Regions from separate parts of the Mus musculus genome. Here region 1 is linked to region 2. Evidence: chromatin loops called from intact Hi-C (ENCODE). Cell type or tissue: gastrocnemius. All regions are shown on one strand.

Region 1 (4,000 bases), 920 kb after region 2:
AAGCAAACACTGACTAGAGTATAGATTCCTCTGGGCACCAGCCCAGTGCCCCATCATCTGACAATGGTTTTGCCAACTCTTGGGAAGGAAGGTGAGGCTTGCCTACTTATTTGCTGATGGAAGGGACCAGCTCCCTGTGCACAGGAAACCCCTCTGTGAGCTCACAGTCCTAGTGAGGGTCACTGACTTCCATAATTCCTGTGGTCTGGGTTAGGTGACAGGACAACGGCTTACAGTAAGGGAAGAACAGGAGGAAGGGCCTGAAGGCACCCCCACCCTACCCCCAGAGGCACTGAGGCGGGCATCTGGTGACAAAGAGGGCCCCGTGCACATACCCGGATTTTGTCATTCTCTGTCTTGTCCTCCAAATCCTCATCAAATTCCTTCTGAGGGTAGAATTCAATGCCGTTTACTTCAAGTTCTTTGCGAACCTAGAGGAGGCCAGATAGTAAAGCGGTGATAATCAGTCTCCATGCAGACTGCAGGGCAGCAGGAGGAGGAGTCAGAGCACAGGCTCCGCCCCTGGGACGTCCAGCAGGCAGGGAAGGGTGGTAATGCCGACCTCCCAACCTCCCTCCAGGGCTCTCAGCTCTCCTTCAAGACCAGCTTCCTCTGGGACCTCTTCGGTGTTGTTTTTGGTTTCTTTTCACCCAATGGGAACAAGCAGGGCTTTGCTACCGATTAGTAACCTAACGTTGGATGGGTTCTCGGTTGATGAGTGTATCTGGGAGCCTTTGCCGACCAAGTGTGGACTGGGAGGGAAAGGCAACCTGGGACTGATGGCCTTGCCGTTGGTCCCAGGAACGTCTAGCCCTTGCCTTGGATGGGGAAGTGGGAGGGAGTTAGGGTGGAGAACTGGAGTACAGGGGAAGTGGAAGACATGGCAGACAGGAGATGGTTTGGACCCAGAGGAGAGGAAGGCAGCACTAGAGGTAGGAAAAGGACAGAGAGATCCCAGCTCACCCTCTGCTTGAATTCCGACTTCTCCTCCAGGGTCATGGTATCAGCCTTGGCAATGACAGGAATGATGTTCACCACTTTGCTGAGATGTTTCATGAACTCAAGATCCAGTGGTCGTAAGCTGGGGCCCAGAGAAGGCAGGAAGGTCAGAGCCACATCCCCTTCCTGACTCAGCCACTGCCACCGCGCCAGACTGCCTGATGGCCCTGAGGAGCGGACTGGTCTGGGAACCTGGCTGAAGCCAGGCAGCTGAGGCCCTGCAGCTGCAGCCTCTCCTCTTGCACATGTCTACTGCTTCAGCACCTGCTGCATGTCCCCAACTTTGTCCTCAACCCCTCAGAGTCAAGCTCCCTCTTATCTCCCTCAGTTTCTATACAAAGCATCCCTCTCCTTAAACTCTCTCAAACCACCCGAGACACCTTCCCTGACCCAAGAATTTCTTTCTTTGGGGGACAAACATGGATGGTCATCACCAACTGAACTCTTCTCAATGGCCTCCTGTCAGTCCCCACAGCTCATACCGTAGAGGCAAGCTCTAGCCCCCCACCCCCACCCCAGTCTGACTCTAGTTTGCAATCTGGGGATCCATTAAGTCAGACTGTCTGACAGTGTCCACTAACTGTGGACTGAGGTCTGGGAAGAGCTAGCTGAGCTATCTTGCTAGCTGAGGGAGGAAGATCTCAATTTCAAGGCCAGCCTGGACTACAGAGTAAACTCAAGGCCATTTTGGACAACTAAGTGAGACCCTGTCTTAAAAAGCAAAAGGAGGGCCAGGCATGGTGGCACCTTCAAACTTCAGGGTCTACATCCTCTCAAAAGCTTTAAGTTCTGACCTTGCAGAGGGGCTTAGAGGTACACAGTACCCCGCAGGAGGGTGGTTGGAAACATGGATGAGATGTCTAACCTCTGCCTGTTGCCACACTCCCTATCCCACCTGCTGCTTACAAATCGTGTTCCTGGCACAGTCTCTAGATGTCTGGCTCCCCCTACTGAGATGGCCACTCTAGCTAGATTCCCACAGCCAAGTTCCACATCTTGCCTAAATACCAAGCCCAATGCAGGAGCCCTGGTTCTCTCTGCTTCACCTTTCTTGCCACCCCCATACCCCTGAGCCTTGCCCAAAGCAAGTATCATTGAGCAAACGAGGTACCCTCTGCTTAAATTCTCTCTGCTGGTACAGCTGGGCTGTATGGAGACACCGGTGAGCAGTATGGAAGACAGTAACAGCCAGTTTTACTCTTTCTTATAGAAAGTCTGAGGAACCCTAAGGTCCCAGGGCCATGGCCTTCCAGCCATCTGGCTCTCCCCAGCTAAGTCCAGCTATGGCGTCTCCAGTCTATGGCACAGATGATCCAAACTGGAGCCAGGCCCAGCAGGAGGAGTAGGTGTGGTACGTACGAGTGTCCTGTCGGGGAGATGAAGTAGAGGCAGCAGTGGACACGGGTGTCAGGGATGCGTTTCTTCCTGGCAATGTTCACCTCCTCCTTCAGGAACTTTTCGTACTGTTCGTTGATGTATTTCTCAATGGGCTCCCAGCTGAAGGGCAGGGAAAAAATAGACTGTTTGTATATGCTTGGCCCAGGGAGTGGCACTATTAGGAGGTGTGGCCTTGTTGGAGTAGGTGTGTCACTGTGGGCGTGGGCTTGGAGACCCTCATCCTAGCTGCCTGGAAGTCAGTCTTCTCCTAGCTGCCTTTGGAACAAGATGTGGAACTCTCAGCTCCTTCAGTTCCACGTCTGGCCATGCTCCTGCCTGGATGATAATGGACTAAACCTTTGGTCCTGTAAGCCAGTCCCAATTAAATGTTGTCGTTATAAGAGTTGCCTTGGTCATGGTGTCTGTTCACAGCAGTAAAACCCTAACTAAGACAGATGGGATCCACCCAAAGATCCAAGGACAAAACTCCAGCGTGGCTCTGAGGCATAGTCGGGGCACAATTCCGCACTCTCTCCTTTCTCAACCCAACGGCCAGCTCTTCCTCAGTCTCTCCAACAAATGGCTTTCGATGGATGGCCAGCAAGAATAGCTCCCATGGGACCAAACTCCTTGTCAAGGGAGGATACAGGTAGTTCTCAGTGGGAATGAGTCTTCACCTTGCCTTCCTAGCAGAGTATTTAAGGGGAAGAAAATCTCAGAGGCAGGCACATACCAGTTTTCATTGTTGATCTGGTCTCCAAAGCCTGGTGTGTCGATGACTGTCAGCTTCATTTTGACACCACCTTCCTCTATCACTAGAGAGAACAGAAAGCATCGGAGGTCCTGCGGTCCACTAGCCAGCAACACCCATACTTCTCAGAAGCAGCTATGTGCAAAGTCAAGGTTACAGACTTCTCCCACTTAGCACTTTTACGCATGCTGTTCGATACACCTAGGAGATTGTGCCTGGCTTCTTCCTCTTTCTACTTCTATCTAAATTCTCCCTGGGCTTCCTCGTTCAAGAACCACCGCTTTCATGTCTGTATCCTGAAATACACACACACACACACACACAAACACACACCACTCCTACCTCACTAGGCCTAGCACCCTAAGGAGTTGTCCAACAAATTTGGGGCTTAATTCCACATTGCAGTTGTCTTCCACATCTTAGTCCCCACTATGCCCCCTTCCTTTCTCTTGCTTGGCACAGCCCCCCCCCCACACCGCGCGCGCTCGCACACGCACACACACACACATACACACAAACTGATGTCCACAGAGGATCCTGGCCTAGTTCTCACCATGCCCAATCGCTTTGATCTCCACTGTCTTGGGGATCTTCTCCTCCCGGTTCCAGCTGGAGGCCTTTCGGCTCACTTGGGACTTGAAGAGGGTGTTGACCAGTGTTGACTTGCCCAGTCCACTCTGGCCTGCAGCATGGGAAAGGGAGACAGAAAAAGGGAGACAGGCCCCACATCTGCCTCCTGAGCTGCAGAGCCCTCCTGTGCGCTTACAGAACTCCAGAGCTGTAGTCCAGGCCAAACCTTATTTGAACACCCCTTGAGGAATGAGCACTGGTGTCTCTTTAACGCAGAGGGGCCTTGGAAAATGACAGTTGGAT
Region 2 (4,000 bases):
CCCTAAGCTAGTAGTAATCCTATAAGAGTTCTATAAGAAAGCAGGCTGATCAAACCACAGGAAGCAAGCCAGTAAGCAGCACCCTCCATGGCCTCTGCATCAGCTCCTGTCACCAGGATCCTGCCCTGTGTGAGTTCCTATTCTGACTTCCTTCAATAACGAACAGCAATATGGAAGCGTACGCCAAACCCTTTCCTCCCTAACTTGCTTTTTGGTCTCAGTGTTTCAGCGCAGCAATAGAAATCCACTGACTGCCGGTTGTGGTGGCGCACACCTTTAATCCCAGCACACAGGAGGCAGAGGCAGGCAGATTTCTGAGTTCGAGGCCAGCCTGGTCTACAAAGTGAGTTCCAGGACAGCCAGGGCTATACAGAGAAACCCTGTCTCAAAAAAACCAACCAACCAACCAACAACAACAACAAAGAAATCCACTGACTAAGACAGTGGACACCAGAAGCAACCCCAATAATTTTGGGACCAATCTCATTCTATTCTATCCTGTTACTAAATTTTTTTTGTTTTGTTTTTTGTTTTGTTTGTTTGTTTGCTTTTTCGAGACAGGGTTTCTCTGTGTAGCCCTGACTGTCCTGGAACTCACTCTGTAGACCAGGCTGGCCTCGAACTCAAAAATCCACCTGCCTCTGCCTCCCAAGTGCTGGGATTAAAGGCGTGCGCCACCACTGCCCAGTTGTTCTTAATTTTTTGAGACAAGGTCTTATGTAGCCCAGGTTGGCTTCAATACACACTAAAAGTAGCTAAGAATCACCTTAAACTTCATTTAATTTTTTTTTTCTAATTTTAAGTTTGGAGAAATAGCTGGGTGGTGAAGAGCACCTTCCTGCTCTTGCAGAAGACGTTCCCAACACCCACATGATGGCTCACAACCATTCATAACTCCAATTAGAGGGGATCCGAGCCCTCTTCTAACCTCTGGTGGGCACCATGCATGCATGTGGTGCACATACCTACATGCAGGCAAAACACTCAAACAGTAAAAATAAAACAAATCTAAAATAAAGAATGCACTTAAAAGTTCTTGTTGCGAGGTGGGGGGTGGAGGGTCCAACGTGTCGAAGTGCCCATGTGGAGGTCAGAGGATAATTCTCTCCACTGAGTCGATTGGAGAGATGGAACTCTGGTTCTCAGGCTTGGTGGTCCTTTTTTTGTTTTTTGTTTTGGTTTTTGTCGAGACAGGGTTTCTCTGTGTATCCCTGGCTGTCCTGGAACTCACTTTTTAGACCAGGCTGGTTTCAAACTCAGAAATCCACCTGCCTCTGCCTCCCAAGTGCTGGGATTAAAGGCCTGCGCCACCACCGCCTGGCAGGCTTGGTGGTCTTTATCTGCTCTCTCAGTTCACAGGCCAGAGTTTGAATTTCTGACCCTCTGTCCTCCCCTCCCCAGTGCTGGGATTACAGGTGTGCACCTCCACATTATAGGCGATGCTTCAGGATCAAACCTAGGAGCTGGTGGCCTGTTGCACAGCACGACTGAGCTACATCACTGGCCCCTTGGATCTCACCTTTCAATATAATAAAACTGAGAGTTGCATGAGCTAGCTGGGGCGCCAGAGCACTGGAGGGGCACTGGGATAGGGTGGCAGCGGTTGCTCTTGCCCATCTATTGTATTACAATTGGTTGGCCAAATTGTAACCTATTTTTCAATTCTCCACATGGGGGCACTGTTGTCTTCAGGCTGTTCTTAGCGAGGCTGCCTTAATGAAGCTGAGATAATGAAGAGGTGGTGGCGGTGTCACATACCTTTAATTCCGCCCCGCTCCTCCTCCCCACCCCCCCACCCCCCTGCACTCAGAAGGCAGAGGCAAGCAGATCTCTGATTTCAAGGCCAACTTGGTCTAGAGAGTGAATTTCAGGCCTGCTAGGGCTACACAGAGAAATCCTGTCGCAGGGGTGGGGGAGGGGGAGGGGGAGGGGAAGCTTTGTAGAGAAATCTCTGACCCAGCCAATCCAAATGCCTTCCTTCAGGAATCCACAACCCCTCCAGCTTCCCAGAGCAAAATTTACACATAATCCACTGGGCTTCGGGAGATAGTTCACCAAGGCAGGAGCCATGCAGACTGCAGGTACCTCCAGAGGTTAGTGTCAGCCCCACCCTCACCCATGACCAGCCTTGTCAGCCTTGTGTTATCCAGGATTGGCCTGAGAGCAGAAGTGTAGCCATGCTTGGGTTAGTAGAGAGCCCTCACACCTCTGTGACCCAGAGCGTGGCTGAGCAGTCTGCACTTCAAATTTATTGCCCTCCAGAGACAGCCCGACTCTCGGTCCAGACCCTCTCACTTCTTCCACCTCCTAAATATCTCCTTGTGTTTTGGCTGCAGTCTGCAGTTGGCTTGTGACCCCACAGGACTGCTCACTCTCCTCTGTCTGGAACTCTAGGACACTCCTGCACCTTCCCGACCCATGACAGCCAGGGCAAGCCCCAGGACAGAAGGAACCGTGGTAGGAAGGGGGTGTGGGTGTTTCTAGATAGGACAGGATCAGCGGCAGGAGGGGAACGGGTCCTGATGGGGCCAGAGCCAGAGGTTGCCACAGAACTGGCTTTCCTCTAACCAGACTGCAAGAATTCAGCAAGGTGCCAGTTTACGGGATCGATGAATTTGAGCACATTGAAGAGAAGGTGGAACCCCCAAGGCTGCAGCTGGGCTATCAGGGTTCACAGAGCAAGCATTTTCCCACTCAGTCTAGGTGGGACTGTCCTTGGGGGCTTTGGTTCTATTTGGATATGGTGTTATGTGGACTCCCCCAGAGAGTCACAGGTCCCCAGGAGGCCTCTGTAATCTGAAGAGGATGAGAAGGAGAAAGCCTTTGGCCACAGTAATCCAAAGGCAACAGCTATTTAGGATCTTTTCTTTTCTCTCTTTCTTTTTTTTTTTTTTTTTAAGATTCATTTTATTTTGGTCTAGGCACTCAGGAGCTAGAAGCAAGTAGGTCTCTGAACTTGAGACCACCCTGGTCTACAGAGCAAGTTCCAGGTCAGCCAAGACTGCATAGTTGTCGCGTCCGCTCTCGACCAGCAAGAACGACGCGACCACCAGTCCTTCTAACAGCAGTTTATTCAGTCCTGATTCTTCTTGTTTATATCTCCCCCGAACCCTGGGCCTCTCACTCCTTTTATACTCTCTCTCATCCACGCACCGCAGGCCACGCCCCCTCGCCAGTCACGAGGCTTCAGCTAATCAGGGCAGCAGGGGCAAATCTCCACCAAATTGGATTCACCTGTATCCTGGTACACCTGCGCAGTACTCAAGATGTTTGTGTCTTATATGAGGAAGTCAGGTGCAAGTCATATGACTTAGCTGCAGTCCCTGGCGCCTTTGGGACTGCCGCCACACCTAGTGAGATCTATTTAATCTCTATTTAATCCTGGCTGGACTTGAACTCTGAGTTCTGTCTCCTTGAGAGACTACCCTGTCTCAAAGAGAAAGAAAAAAATGTGTTTTGATTTTATAAGCATTTGCCCATATGTACGTCTATCCACCACATGCATGCCTGGTGCCTTTAGAGGCAGGTAGAGGTTTGTACCTCCCCTGGAAGAGGAGTTACAGGCTATCTTCCCTGACTATCTTCAGTGGTGATCTGGGATATGAAAGTATACACCAAATAAGAGAAAGAGAGAGAAAGCATGTGAACAGAGAGAGAAGAGATTAAAGAAGCAGCGAGGAGGGAGGAAAGGAGAGAGAGAGAGAGAGAGAGAGAGAGGGAGAGGTAGAGGGAGGGAAGGGAGGAAGGGGGAGAAGGGGAGGAGGGAAGAGCCCTTCTGAAGGAGGAAGCCTGGCCCCTGGGCTGGAAAGTTCAGGGCAGAGTGTGAGGTATGCCAGCCAGGCCCTGTAACAGGTAGGGACTGAGGGATGCTGGGAGAACCTGGAAGCCAGGTCCACTTTGATATGTTAAATATGCACCAAAGCCCTTTGTCCTGGATCTGAATCCCAACCCCACCAACCTGGATTTTGGGATAAGGTCTCACTAAAATTGCCTGGGCTGG

The links. A loop is a pair of places that touch in the nucleus more often than their neighbours do. Peaks named below come from ENCODE experiments on the same cell type or tissue, not always from the same donor. Only the 100,000 strongest peaks of a DNase experiment are listed, where the experiment ranks them.
Region 1: it touches region 2 in a loop (4-fold over the local background); 1 of 42 quality-filtered maps calls a loop at or near these places.

Annotation. Positions count from the first base shown.
Region 1 is chr15:82,282,868-82,286,867 of GRCm38, reverse strand. It overlaps Septin3 (septin 3), which reads right to left. Exons shown (of 12, transcript NM_001368785.1): 4 at 3,681-3,809; 5 at 3,110-3,191; 6 at 2,359-2,496; 7 at 964-1,081; 8 at 336-431. Among named protein-coding and RNA genes, the nearest start is that of Gm52180, 9.4 kb to the right of the region's middle. In gastrocnemius, no CTCF peak of the experiment used is centred here; DNase peaks (open chromatin) are centred at 1,927 and 2,292.
Region 2 is chr15:83,203,028-83,207,027 of GRCm38, reverse strand. No RefSeq gene overlaps it. Among named protein-coding and RNA genes, the nearest start is that of Cyb5r3, 33 kb to the right of the region's middle. In gastrocnemius, a CTCF peak has its summit at 1,666 (motif pointing right); a DNase peak (open chromatin) is centred at 1,654; H3K4me3 peaks cover 264 bases.